2 separate regions of the Homo sapiens genome follow, and region 2 is linked to region 1. The links are chromatin contacts, found by POLR2A ChIA-PET in ENCODE. All regions are on one chromosome and are shown on one strand. The core of a region is the stretch at or near the end of the contact, and the rest is flanking DNA. Distances in the headings are between cores, read along the strand shown. Region 1 holds the start of ACOX1 (acyl-CoA oxidase 1). Region 2 holds the start of CBX2 (chromobox 2).

What was found. ChIA-PET counts read pairs that join two places held with the same protein, here RNA polymerase II (POLR2A).
Region 2: POLR2A ChIA-PET joins it to region 1 with 14 read pairs in A673. The contact joins the promoter of CBX2 here to the promoter of ACOX1 in region 1. POLR2A ChIA-PET finds 5 or more read pairs at or near these places in 2 of 52 experiments (A673 and CD8-positive, alpha-beta memory T cell).

The regions. Positions count from the first base shown.
Region 1 is chr17:75,976,684-75,983,597 of GRCh38, forward strand. It overlaps ACOX1 (acyl-CoA oxidase 1), which reads right to left and starts at 2,483. Exons shown (of 14, transcript NM_004035.7): 1 at 2,282-2,483; 2 at 1,851-2,010. The coding sequence starts at 2,390. TEN1 (TEN1 subunit of CST complex) reads left to right here and starts at 2,557. Exons shown (of 4, transcript NM_001113324.3): 1 at 2,557-2,828. TEN1-CDK3 (TEN1-CDK3 readthrough (NMD candidate)) reads left to right here and starts at 2,534. Exons shown (of 10, transcript NR_037709.1): 1 at 2,534-2,828. RefSeq lists enhancers at 1,657-2,240, 2,146-2,375, 2,241-2,824, 2,946-3,045, 6,709-6,914 and a silencer at 2,456-2,525.
Region 2 is chr17:79,775,257-79,782,170 of GRCh38, forward strand. CBX2 (chromobox 2) reads left to right here and starts at 2,892. Exons shown (of 5, transcript NM_005189.3): 1 at 2,892-3,051; 2 at 3,128-3,171; 3 at 4,106-4,171; 4 at 6,440-6,545. The coding sequence starts at 2,980. RefSeq lists silencers at 2,697-3,076, 3,087-3,156 and an enhancer at 3,552-4,145.

The DNA of each region.
Region 1 (6,914 bases), core at 1,233-3,732:
GAGTAAACCATTTCATCTTCACAAAAATAACCCAAGTCAAGCTGAAAATCGATACCAAAGGCACTAGAGGCAGTGACCATTATTACCATAAAGGCAGAACGTGCAACATGTTCTATTTAGCTTGGTTCTAGTCTATACACCACTCATACGATTTAGTCTTTACCGATGAAAATACTGGAGTTCCTTTAAAATGGAGAAACCTAAAAGAGAAAATGCCCAGGAATAAATGAGAAAAAAATGCTATAGGCCAAAATAATCTTGTACTAGGATCATGTAATAGTGTTTGTTTAGGTTAAGGCAAAAAAGTCTTTTTTTTTTTTTTTTTTTTTTTTGAGACAGAGTCTCTCTTTGTTGCCCAGTCTGGAGTGCAGTGGCGTGATCTCGGCTCAGTGCAGCCTTTGCCTCCCAGGTTCAAGGGATTCTCCTGCCTCAGCCTCCTGAATAGCTGGGACCCCAGAAGCGCACCACCAGGCCCGGCTAATTTTTGTATTTTTAGTAGAGAGAGTTTCACCATTTTGGCCAGGCTGGTCTCGAGCTCCTGGCCTCAAGTGATCCACCTGCCTTGGCTTCCCAAAGTGCTGAGATTACAGGCATGAGCCACTGTGCCCGGCCCGAAGTCCTTATTTTTATTTATTTTTACCGTTCCTTGTGGAGCAGGGTGGATCACGAGGTGAGGAGTTTGAGACCAGCCTGGCAACATGGCGAAACCCCATCTCTACTAAAAATACAAAAATTAGCCGGGTGTGGTGGCGGGCGCCTGTAATCCCAGCTACTCAGGAGGCTGAAGCAGGAGAATCGCTTGAATCCGGGAGGTGGAGGCTGGAGTGAGCCGAGATCGTGCCACTGCACTGCAGCCTGGGCGACAGAGCGAGACTCCGTCTCAAAAAACAAAAACAAAAACAAAAAACACAACAAAACACATGGTCTGAAAAAAGGATATACTCTCTTCCACACTAGAACCAAGGCAGGTTTTTATGACGTCTCTCTCATATGCACAAGACAACCATTCAAGCACTGTCATGGATTCAGAACTACTGGGTTCTTAGACTTTCTATTCATTCAGAGGCGTCACAGATCATTCTTCATCCAGGTCCACACTACCATATAATATAATCTGCTATTGCTCCAAAATATTTAAATGGTCGTGCAACTAAAAAAAAAAATGCTCCCAGATTCAGAATTTTAGCAGTCCTCCTTACAAAGAGCAAAATGATTCTGCATTTAAATCAGTCAAATTTGAGTTGCTTGGGCAGAACAATGCTTTTACAACATCCTTGAAACTGTACTCTTGAGAACAAAAACTCCTGCATTTCCATTTATTATCAGCATTCTACAAACACGTCATCCCACGAAAAGGCTTGGATACAAAAGTGATCACATTATTTTTCACACATATAACTTTATTTATTTATTTATTTATTTATTTTTTGAGATGGAGTCTCGCACTCTTGCCCAGGCTGGAGTGCAGTGGCGCGATCTCGGCTCACTGCAAGCTCCGCCTCCCTAGTTCACGCTATTCTCCTGCCTCAGCCTCCCGAGTAGCTGGAACTACAGGCGCCCGCCACCACGCCCGGCTAATTTTTGTATTTTCAGTAGAGATGGGGTTTCACCGTGTTAGCCAGAATGGTCTCGATCTCCTGACTTGGTGATCCGCCCGCCTCGGCCTCCCAAAGTGCTGGGATTACAGGCGTGAGCCACCGCGCCCGGCCACACATATAACTTTATAAAGTTGCATGAAAATATGCCAGTTTGCATCTTCAAACACCAAGCACGGTGATGAAAGGCCACCATAGACCGCAGCTGTAAAGTTTAGGCTTAACAACACTTGCTCTGTTCTAAGGCATACCTACTTTTTAAACCACATAATTTCATCAGGGTCAGCGATGCCAAACTCCCTCATCTTCTTCACCATGATGGCACTTTTCCTGACAGCCACCTCATAACGCTGGCTGCGAGTGAGGAAGTTCAAGTCCTCATGCTGGAAGTCTGGGTCGTTCAGGATCATGTTCTCTGAAAGGGGGTTAAAGGGCATTAAAAGGCAGACAGACACTCGGGCCTCCGTTCCACCCTCCCTGAATCACAATAGGCTTCAGAGTCGCGGACACACCTGGGGAATGGCGATATCCCCCCACCAGGGACACAGGCTGTTCCTCGAAGTGGGGGTCCCGGCTCCCCTAACGCTGGGCCAGAGGGCCTAGGCCCCACAGCGCCCCTGACTCCGCATCGAGGGAGTCTCCAGCTTTTCTCGGGAAAGGAGGGAGGTCTCGCCCGCCGCCCTCACCGATCTCTCGGCGGCGCCGGGTTTTCTCGGGGCTGCCGTCCAGGATGTGTGTAAGCAGCTCCGGGTTGAAGCTGGCGGAATCCCGCTCCCTGCGCAGGTCCGGGTTCATGGCGACGACCAGCTGGCAGCGAAGTAAGCACCGACCGAGGTGGCAGTGACAATCTAAATCCGCAGCTCCAGCGCCGGCCGGACCCTAGGAGGCAGCCTCAGGACGGCGCAAGTCCCCGCCTCCGCTCGCCCGGCCCGCCCCGGCCCGCCCCTTCTTTCTCCGTGGCCCTTTGGCGCGTGAGTGACAGCGGCCCAGACAGAGGGGGCGATGTCCGCGTCGTGGCTGGGGCCGGTCGCGGGGCAGACTAATCCCCTGCTCCTGGCCAGGGGAGGCTCCCGAGCGGATCCTCGGGAAAGGGGCTCCGAAGGTCAAGAAACTGCCCTGCTGGGCGTCCGGGGAGTGGGAAAATAAAGCACTTTTTGTATCCCGCCCCTCCCCCGTCACGTGACCACGCGAGGCGGAAAGAAGAAATCCGAGGACCGGCGACGCCTAGAACAGGTTGGCTGGGGCCTTGGGAAGGGGGCGGGACAACGAGGCTGAGGAGGGATTGCGCCTGCACTTGCCCCCCTCTTACCCCGCGGCCTCTGTCACGCTTCCGGGTCCGTGCCCCTAGGCCTCTCCGAAATGAGAGTGGTCGGGAGACTCTGGAGTCTGGGGCGGGAGATGGGGCTTTGCGGAATTGCTAGGGAGGGTCACTTGGGCTTTTGCCAAATCCACCCGGATTGGAGAAGAATGGGACGGGAACCAGTCTCTTTGGGGAGAGGCTCCAGTTACCTTTTGTTAAGATAATGGCGTCTTTACTGGCAGAGGCGTGGGTTCCGGGGCCCTGGGTGTGGGATTGTGAGCGCTGTTCAAGGGGTGGACGGGGACTTAGAATGAGACCAAGCGGGCGGTGCTGCTCTAAGCCTTCTGTCTGGGAAACCAGACATTTTCCCCCGCAACCTGGCAGTTACTAGAGGTCTTGGAATCCAGACTTCTTTGCTTTCGCCATCACCGTCATCAAAGTGGGAAATGCACACTTACTGTTAAAACCTAGTGTAGGGCCGGGCGCGGTGGCTCACGCCTGGAATCCCAGCACTTTGGGAGGACGAGGCGGGCGTATCACTTGAGCCCAGGAGTTCAAGACCAGCCTGGGCAACATGGCAAAACCCCATCCCTACAAAAAATACCAAAAAATTAGCTGGGTGTAGTGGCATGCGCCTGTAGTCCCAGCTACTCTGAAGGCTGAGATGGGATGGTGGCTTGAGCCCCGGAGGTGGAGGTTGCGGTGAGCCAAGATTGTGACATTGCACTCCATCCTGGGCAACATAGTGAGACCCTGTCTCTACAGAAAAAAAACAAAAAACAAAAACAGTTCTGCCCAGTGGGATTGTAGACAAGGGAGATTCAGGGATTTGTTGAATCATCTCTAGTCATTTTTTTTTTTTTTCTTGAGACGGAGTCTCGCTCTGTCGCCCAGGCTGCAGTGTGGTGGTATGATCTCAGCTCATTGCAACCTCCACCCCCTGGGTTCAAGCGATTCTCCTATCTCAGCCTCCCGAGTAGCTGGGATTATAGGGGCTCGCCACCACACCCAGCTAATTGTATTTTTAGTAGAGACAGGATTTTGCCATGTTGGCCAGGCTGGTCTCGAATTCCTGACCTGTTGATCCACCTGCCTCGGCCTCCCAAAGCGCCGGGATTACAGGCGTGAGCCGCTGCGCCTAGCCTGTCTGTAGTCTGTGTAATACTATGACTTTGGTTTTCTCAGAAGTAAAACTACGAGAGATGCATAACATTCATAATTTGAATAATAGAACTATAATACACACTCTTAACCCCTAGGACCTCAGGATCCTCATTTGTCTTATTAAGCTGCTGATCTCAGGCCCCTTCAACAGCAGAGAGGGTGTCTAGTTTATTCTCTGTACCTGGCACAGTGCCTGCCCCGCTAAAGGTGCTCAGGAAATCTTTGTGGAGTGAACAAATGGCTGCTTGACAGCTGACCTTCTAGTTCTAATATTCTAGGAAACCAATTGCTCTTAATGTAACAATGATAAGGGGTGTACTTAGCATTGAATAGAAAAGACTTAGATGAAGAGCTAAATTTGCTGAGTTTTTATTTTGAAATAATTTCAAATTTACACGAGAATTACAAGAATAGAACAAAGAACTTTTCTTCTGTGACTTTAACGCTTTTTTTTTTTCTTTTGAGATGATGTCTTCCTCTGTCACCCAGGCTGGAGTGCAGTTGCATGATTTCAGCTCACTGCAACCTCCGCCTCCTGGGTTCAAATGATTCTCATGCCTCAGCCTCCAGAGTAGCTGGGACTACAGGAATGTACTACCACACTTGGCTAATTTTTGTGTCTTTATTAGAGGCAGGGTTTCACTATGTTGACCAGGCTGGTCTCCAACTCCTGGCCTCATGTGATCCGCTCGCCTCAGCCTTCCAAAGTGCTGAGATTACAGGCGTGAGCCACTGCGCCTGGCTGGCTGACATTAACACTTTTGAAGTGTATAAGCCCATTGTTTTGTAGTGTTGGGTCTCAGAAAACAATACCCCAAAATGAAGGCCTCAGAAGCAACCCACAAAGCAAGTTGTTTTTTTTTTTTTTTTTACCTTCTGTCCTCCTCTCCCTCAGGTGCATTCTCCCCCGAGCCTAGCCAGAGAAGTTAGAATCCTCTTCCCCAAGGCAGGTCATAGAAAACAGAGTCATTTACCCCCAAAGCCAGCCATAAAACCCTAAATATAAGCTGGGTGCGGTGGCTCACGCCTATAATCCTGGCACTTTGGGAGGCCAAGGCAGGTGGATAGCGAGGTCAGGAGATCGAGACCATCCTGGCTAACACGGTGAAACCCCGTCTCTACTAAAAATACAAAAAAAGCCGAGCGAGGTGCCATGTGCCTGTAGTCCCGGCTACTCGGGAGTCTGAGGCAGGAGAATCGCTTGAACCGGGGAGGCAGAGGTTGCAGTGAGCCGAGATTGCACCACTGCATTCCAGCCTGGGCGACAGAGTGAGACTCTGTCTCAAAAAACAAACAAAAAAAACCCTAAATATATTACTCTTAACTTTCCCTCCTTCTTTTGGTGTAAAAACTGGCCAAAAAGAAATTATCTGACCTAGCTTGTTTGACTGTAGGCCATAAGACTCCATTCCAGAGAGGGTCCTCCCCCACACCCAGAAGGAAGGAATGCCTGTTCCAAGAGGCCAAGAAGAATCTAGACAGACAGGCCTTGCTGGGCCTCCCCACTCAGTCTATCAGCATTAGATCATACCTTTTATGTTCAATCATTTGCATAAAAATGTACAATTTCCCCTGTATCTTTGGGTCTTCCTTCTGAAGGCTCCCATATGTACATGTTACATAAATTTGTACACATTTTTGACTATTACTCTGCCTTTTGTAAGTTGATTTTTTGCAGCGAAACTTCAGAGGGCCCCTTGGCACCTACAGTAGAATGTCCCTTAATTCAGATTTGTCTGATATTTCTTCATGATTAGATTCAGATGATGCATTTTTGGCAGGAATACCACACAAGTGATTAATAGGAGAAAAGGCATACACATGTATTTGATCATAGTTTTGCTTTGTTTTGTTTTGTTTGAGACAAGGCCTTGCTCTGTCACCCAGACTAGAATGCAGTGGCGCAACCATAGTTCACTGCAGCCTCAAACTCTTAGGCTCAAGCATTGATCATAGTTTTATTTATTTATTTATTTATTATTTTTTCAGGCAGAGTCTCACTCTGTCGCCCAGGCTGGAGTGCAGTGGCATGATCTCGGCTCACTGCAGCCTCCGCCTCCCGGGTTCAAGCAATTCTGCTGCCTTAGCCTTCCCTGTAGCTGGGATTACAGGCACCCGCCATCATGCCTGGCTAATTTTTGTATTTTTAGTAGAGACGGGGTGTCACCACATTGGCCAGGCTAGTCTCGAACTCCTGACCTCAAGTGATCTGCCCGCCTTGGCTCAAAAAAAAAAAAAAGAAAGAAAAAAGGAAGAGGCCCGGTGAGGTGTCTCACGCCTGTAGTCCCAACACTCTGGGAGGCCGAGGTGGGTGGATCACCTGAGGTCAGAAGTTCATGACCAGCCTGGCCAACATGGTGAAACCCCGTCTCTACTAAAAATACAAAAATTAGCCGGGCATGGTGGCACACGCCTGTATTCCCAGCTACTCAGGAGGCTGAGGCAGGAAAATCGCTTGAACCCGGGAGGCAGTGGTTACAGTGAGCCGAGATCCCGCCACTGCACTCCAGCCTGGCAGACAGAGCGAGACTCCATCTCAAAAAAGAAAGAAAGAAAGAAAGAAAAATGTATAATCATTATACCAGCAAATTCCTCCCTCGGTGAGAATTGCATAGCAACCCCAGCATCCTCCCCACCTCTTTTTCCCCAGATCCACCAGAAAAACAGGAACATCTAGTGGGGACACTCCTTTAGTCCCCTCATGTTAGTGAGCACACACTCGTGTACACTAGCCCTTCATAATTGTTATCTCCCCCTGTTTTAGACAACCAGTGTTTTCATAGCCTATGCCACCTCTATAACCACCTGATGGGTTCCCACAGCACAAACGAAATCATTTCATGGAGAGCATGGCA
Region 2 (6,914 bases), core at 1,642-4,141, 3.8 Mb after region 1:
TGGTTAAGAAGTAACTACTGTTACCTAGTTACAGCTGCCAAATCCAGGGTCACTGGATTGATCTCAATTCCTGACTTTTCCATTGACTTCAGAGTGAGACATTCTTTGCTTTGGCATCTGTAATTTTCGATCCACAAGCATAGCGTGAAAATACTTATGCTTTCTTAGTAGCATTTCAGACACGAATAAGTTAATACTTGTCCTTATCACTTGCGTAGAAAGGAAATCAGTACTATACAAAGTCTGTACTCCCTGAATGTCTTCCTCTGTGCCTGGATTTTTAATATCTTTTTTGTATGTGTTTTAAACATTCTTGTATATAATTAAGCATAACTGTGAGTGTAGGTAAACTATTCATATTCCAGGATTAATTTATGTAACCGTATTACTTTCATTTAAAATATGTTTAAAGCAGATCCCTCTCATTCCTGTGGACCTGCAAAGTGTCCAGTACAGTGACCACCAGCTACATGTGGCTACTCCCACTGAAATGAATTAAAGTGAAATACAATTTAAAATTCGAGCCTTCAGTGGCACTAGCCACACTGCCAGTGCTCAGCAGTCCCAGGTGCCTAACGGCCACCACACTGGACGCAGTGGAGGGAGGCTCTGTCCATCCACTTCCATCACCCACAGATGGAGCTGCTGCTACGGTCTTATACTACTGGATATCTAGTAGTGCCCACATGATAGTACATACTAACTATCTGTCGAATGAATAATACAATAATTAGTTTTAACTTGTCTTAATAATTCTTAAAATGTGACAGTCAAAACGGAAGACGTCCGCTTGTTTTACACAGTTGGATTAGCTGGGGGTTATTCTTCCCTTCTGCCTATTCCCAGCTTTGTTTTTAGGGAACGTGCCACAGATTTTGGATCACACGTTCACAGAATGTATCTGATTATTTCATTCTGGCCAAATCTGTCATATTTGTTTCTCCAAATGAATTATCTAAATATTATTTTACCCAAACTGTTTGCAGTTGGGTAGATGATGTACATGTTAAACCTTCCTGGACGCTGATTTATTTTTTTCAATGTGTTAGTATCAAATTCTAGCAAATTTATTTCTTAAGCAAAGAAATCATTCCCTTTTCAAAGCCTTCTTTTCTTTAAAAAGAAATCAAGCAAGTATCCCAGCATACCATGAGTCAAAGAGGAAACTGGAAACTTCCAGGGCAAAATCTTAGACCCAAGATGAATTCTGCAAGGAAACGTGATGTGAAACTGATCCAGCTATTTGTAGGATTACAATAAATACACCTTTGCCCTCAACTCCACAATTTACTGCCAAGCTGCACAAGACAGGGATACAAAAGGAGCCGGCGGAGACACTGTTAGCGGATCCCTTCACTCCAGAGGCCAGTTTTATCCCAACACAAGGATTCTTTACTGCCTCTGCCCCTGAGTAAACAAACACCTTCCCCCCAAGGACATTTCCCTTTCTCCTGCCCTCTTTGCAAACAACATCTGAATTTGCACGTACTCTCCAGGAAATCAAATGAATGTAACCTATCTAACCAAAGAAACTGAAGAACACGCCATAAATTGAAAGATCGGTTCCTACAGTTCAGTATTTTCTCCAGTAGGCCTTTCTGTAAAAACAAAAAAACACATTTCTCCTGCAGAACCCTTTATAAATATGGTTTTGATGATCACAATTACATTGAGACAGTCTCCTACAACAAGAAACGACTTTTGGATCTGCTCAACAGAAAGAGAATTTTGCAGCTGTGTTCAAGGAAGCAAGAAAAGCAGAGAGTGAATTTTCATGGAGTTAGACTGCGTTGAGACGAATGAAGCTAAGGCTCAGGTCTCTTTCATTACGTGTTTGACTTGTCCTGATTCAAAATCTAAATAACTTAAAGGGTGATTCTTCATGGAATTCGAATCTTAACACCGGAATAAAAGGGTAGCCTGCTGACGACGATCACAGGGAGGACAAGGGGTCACCCCCACTTTCATAACATGGCCTGACCCTTTTCTGCCGCGGACAATTGATCCGAAGGACGCCGGCTGCCCAGCCCTGGCGGGCCACTACTGACCTAGTCCGAAGTTAGGAACAGCCTTGCAAACCGCCCCCTCCCCCTCCATTTCATCAAAATCGGGGAACAAATTCAGAAAAGGTGCAGCTGGTTTTCTCCCTACACGTGCCCTAAAACTCGGGGGCTGGATCCACTTTTCATAGCTGTTTAATAAGAACTCCGGGCAGTTCGTATTACTTCTTTCTCAGAGTGCTTGGTGGTTTAAGTTAAAGCATTTTCCTCTCTCGCCTTTGGGGGAAAAAGCCTCGGCTGCTGGGGTTTGTGGGCCCCTCCCCCGGACTTCGTCTTCCTTTCCTTCCCCAGCCCCCGACCCGTTTTGCTCTCGTCCAAAACAGAGCGACTCCCCCGCTGCCGAGGAAAAGCCAGTTCAAGAAGCCGGGGGAAGGGTGGGGCCCCGCGTGCCCCGGAGCAGCGCCCCTCGAAGGCGGGGGCAGGAAGCAGCCGCCGCGCCCCGTCCCGCTTCCCTCCCTTCGGGCCAGAACAATGGCTTTTTGCCCGGAAAACGGAGTTGGGAGCAAGGGCGGGCGCGCCCCGGGAATCACGCGGGACTCGGTGGGCGCCCCAGGCCCGAAGTCCCTAGGCACCTCCTCCCCCAGCCAGGGGCCCGCCCGCGCCCCCACCCCCGCCCCCGCCCCCGCCCGGGGCCCCGCGCGGGACCCCCCGCCGGAGCGCGAGGCCCAGCCCGCCGCGGACAATGCGCGCCCCGCCCCGCCCCGCACCCGCCCCCCCTCGCTGATTGGCCCGCACGGGATTTGGGCAGCGCGCGGGGGCGGGCGGCGGGCCGGGGCGCGGGCGCGGAGCGGCGGTGCGCGTGCGCGGGGCGGGCCGGCGCCGGGCGGGGGCGGTGCTTTGTGTGCTGCCGGCGGGGCGCGCGGCGGTCCGGGCGGGTGACTGGCGGCGGGCGCCGCGGTCGGGCTGGCTGCCGGGCAGCATGGAGGAGCTGAGCAGCGTGGGCGAGCAGGTCTTCGCCGCCGAGTGCATCCTGAGCAAGCGGCTCCGCAAGGTGCGTGCGGCCCGCCGGGCCCCCCGCCCGCCGCCCGCTGTCCGTCTGGCTCACGGCCCCTCTTCTCTCCCCGCAGGGCAAGCTGGAGTACCTGGTCAAGTGGCGCGGCTGGTCCTCCAAGTGAGTCCCCCGCGACGCCGCGCCCCCCTCCCGCCCCCTCGCCCGGGGGTGGGGACGTGGAGCCCCTCGGCCGCGCCGTCCGGTGGCCTGGGGGCGCCCGCGGGCAGAGCGGGAAGTTCGCGGGGTCCCCGCGGGCTCCTCCGGCTCTGAGGGGGGCGGGGGCCGCCCGGCCCGAGGTTGCCCTTTGTTTACACGCCCGCGGGTGCAGAGCTGGGCGGCCCCCCGCGCCAGAACCTCCTCGGCTGCCGCGCCGCGCTCCCCCCAACCCCCGTCCCGGCCGGGAGGGAGGCGCGGGATGCAAGCCCCCCTCCTCTTGGCCAGATTCTCCCCGCTGTAACCTGAGCTTGCTATTGATGGATGTAGAGTTTCTTTTTTTTTTTCTTTCTTTTAATGGAAGGGAGGGTGTTTGGCATCCCCGGAAGGGGCTCTCTGCACAGCTGCTCCCGCGGCCCCGTTTCTGCGTCTTCCCGGACCCCGCTCTTTCTTCGCTACCCCTCGAGGTGCCCCGGCCCGCGCGCCACATTGTTCTGGATCTCGGGCTGGGCGCCTGTGCCCCTCCCTGCATGCTGGACCTGCCTTCCCTTCCTCCTCTGGCTCCGGGCCAGGGTTTGGGGGAATCCCTCTCTGCAACTTTGCGTTTTATGGGGGTTTGTTTTTCTCCCAGGCAGAGACTGTGGGAGTCCTCTTGTGGCCTTGTTTTAATTGGGGGGTTGGAGCGGCAGTTTCCCTTTGGGTCTGAGGTTAGAGTGCTGGCTTGGTGGGGGGTGGCCAGCCTCCAAAACCTGGGTTTGGACTTTGAGAAGTGCCATGGTGCTACGGTGCCACTGCCATCGGCCCAAGTCGAGGAGCGGTGAGGGCGAGCCCCCTCGGGCTGCCTTGCAAAGCGGTGATCATCAGCCTGGCGTCTAATGCTGCCCTGTCCTCTGCTTTGCAGACATAACAGCTGGGAGCCGGAGGAGAACATCCTGGACCCGAGGCTGCTCCTGGCCTTCCAGAAGAAGTGAGGACGCTGACAGCACTGGGGAGGGTGTGGGGGAGGGACGGTGGCTGGTTGGAGTCGTGCTGGGCGCTGCTCGCCTGCCGGGAGGCTGGAGCTGGGGCTGTGGTCTGAGGTCCCTTAGCAAGATTGTGTCCAGGGCCATCTCTGTGGCTGGCTGTAAAAGTCCCCAGCCAGCCCCTCTCCCACCTTCTCCTAGCCAGCCTGTATCCATCCCTGAGAAGAACCTAAGTAAGTGCTGCTTTGGTGTTTCCGACAGCCATACTTGCAAAAACCAACTTTTTCAGTTGCTTCAGATAAAGATGTTATAGCTTCTCTTGGCCTTTTCTGCTGAGTAATTTGCACATGGCGCTAACAGAAAACCAGGAGAGCAGGTTTGCCACAGTGACGCAGGTCTGCCCTTCCAGCCCTGCACGCGTGTGCCATCAGGCAAGAAGGCTCAGAGAGGGAGCTGGAACACACAGCACGCAGTTGTGCCTATTGTGATGTCTCTCTCAAGAAAGAAACATTTATTTTGCTCTGGCCTGCAGCATACAGTACCAAGTAGCACCATGAGGCCGGATTGGGCCAGACTTGTTTCTGTAATTCTAGATGTCATTTCTATTTTTAGGTAGGAAGTTTAGGTTAAGAGATAGGCCTCCTTGAGATGTTCAAGGGCAAGGGGTGGTGAGGAGAGGGCAGTGGATGTGCCCACCTGGCATGAAGGGCCAGGGAGTACTGTTCAAGCAATGGCAAGATGGGGGGTGGTTTCACTGACGGCTCCCCCTGGATCCCCTGGCTGGACTTGCCCTGTGGATAGAGGCAGAAGAATTGGTTGCTGGAGTCTTTCCCAGCCAGGGTCAATCTGGACGGTTTGTTCTCTGGTAGCAAAAGGTGCATTCCCTTTTTTCCACTGTAGCGGGACATATTGGGTCTTCCCAGAGGGGTCATGATAATGGGGAAATAGAGTTTTCTGGTGGGGCGAGCAAAAAGAAGAGCCTGTGCTTGCTTAAATCCCTTTGGAAAATCGTAACAGCAACCCATCGTCTTCTGTTAGTTCCTGTCTGGGTGCTGTGAGCCTTGGGGTGGGGGAATGGCTTGGCCCACTTCAGAGGCTGGTGCGCTTCTCTGGATCTAAGACGGTGTCCTAACTGTTGAGAGAGATTGTGGTTTTGGTTAGAGCAGAAACACCTGAGATAAGAAGAGTGTAAAACCCATGGGTGGCTTGGATGACATCGTGGAAGAAAGAAAACAGAGAAGGTGGGACAGCCTTCTCCATCCACCAAAATGTTAGCTCTCTCTGGGCACTAGGAGCTGGCGGTTACCTGCTTGGTATTGGAGGGGGTGGGGGTATGGCCCTTGGCGACGCACAGGATCACAGCAGTCAGTGCACAGGTTAATATTTCAGCGGAGGAGATCCATGCAACACTTCATTGTCCTTTTAGGAGATTTCAGGTTAAGGACCAGCACTTAAGAGTATGAACTTTGCCTGGTACTAATCAGAACTGTGTTGAGGAGGTTGCCTTCCAGGCCCCAATGAGATGATGTTTGCCCAGATAATTACCAGGGCCCCTTTTCTGAAATACAGGCTTTCCCTGGGGGCTGGAGGTTCTGCTAGCACTTCATGACCCTGGAGGTGTGGAGGCTCTTCTGGGGGCGGGGGGGGTACTGCGAGTGGTGCGTGCATTGAGCCTTGCCTGCCTCAGACCTCGGCACCTCTGTCATCTCCCTCAAGAGTAGAGTTTAGGAACAGAGAGGTATTTTTAAAAAGGAAACAAGGAGAGTCATGTGCCAGCAGCCAGGCTCTGCGAGGGCTGGAGGACAGGGCCCACGGTGCTCCTTGCCCGGGTGAGGGTTTTATGCACCAGAAGCTGCCCAGGGGATTGGTGGCATCTCCTTGTCCTGGGCTTCCTTCTCCTATTGAAAGTAAGGAGGTTGGACCGTGTGGCCACCGAGGCCACTTCTGGTTAGAATATGCTAGAATTTCCATGCAGCAGTGCACCTGCAGGAAGCTGTCTTAAGTCAGAGAATACTGGGGCGTCATTGTTTTCCCAGCGTTGCTTTCCTGTCTTCAGCTTGTCCTTAGCCAAATGAAATGGGATGGCTGGTTACTGACCCTAGTGCAAAGAATGGGGTCTGATCTCTGCCTTGGGTATTTGATGATGTGTTTGCGGCAAACAGGATAAGCTATTACAGGCCAACAGGAATAGGGTGCTGGAAGCCATAGAGTCCCACATGGTAGAAGGGGTACGCACAGGGCTTCTCCCCCATTAACTAGTGGTGTGCCTTCAGGGAACATGAGAAGGAGGTGCAGAACCGGAAGAGAGGCAAGAGGCCGAGAGGCCGGCCAAGGAAGCTCACTGCCATGTCCTCCTGCAGCCGGCGCTCCAAGCTCAAGGTGGGTGGCTGCGCTGGGTATGCTGACCCCACCTCCCAGCACCCCCTTGGCGTAGGGGGCAGGCAGAGGGAGGGTTTGGGGCCCTCAGGAAGGGGGTGGCACTTCTGCCAACAGTCTGTCCCTCTACTCGGAAAACAGGAGCCCCCTTTCTTCCTGTCTCTCAGCTTCTGCTGCCAGGGGCCCCAGCCGGCTGAGAGTTCCTCCCCGCCCCTCCCAGGGGCTTCCTGCTTCAGCCTGTCCTGCACGCCTCTCTGCTGGGTGGCAGGGTCAAACTGCTGCAGACAAGCACTCTTCCCTCCCAGGGGGTCCTTGGGGGACGGAAAGGAACAGGAAGCATGCGTACAGTAGGTGCTCATAGGATTGCCGGCT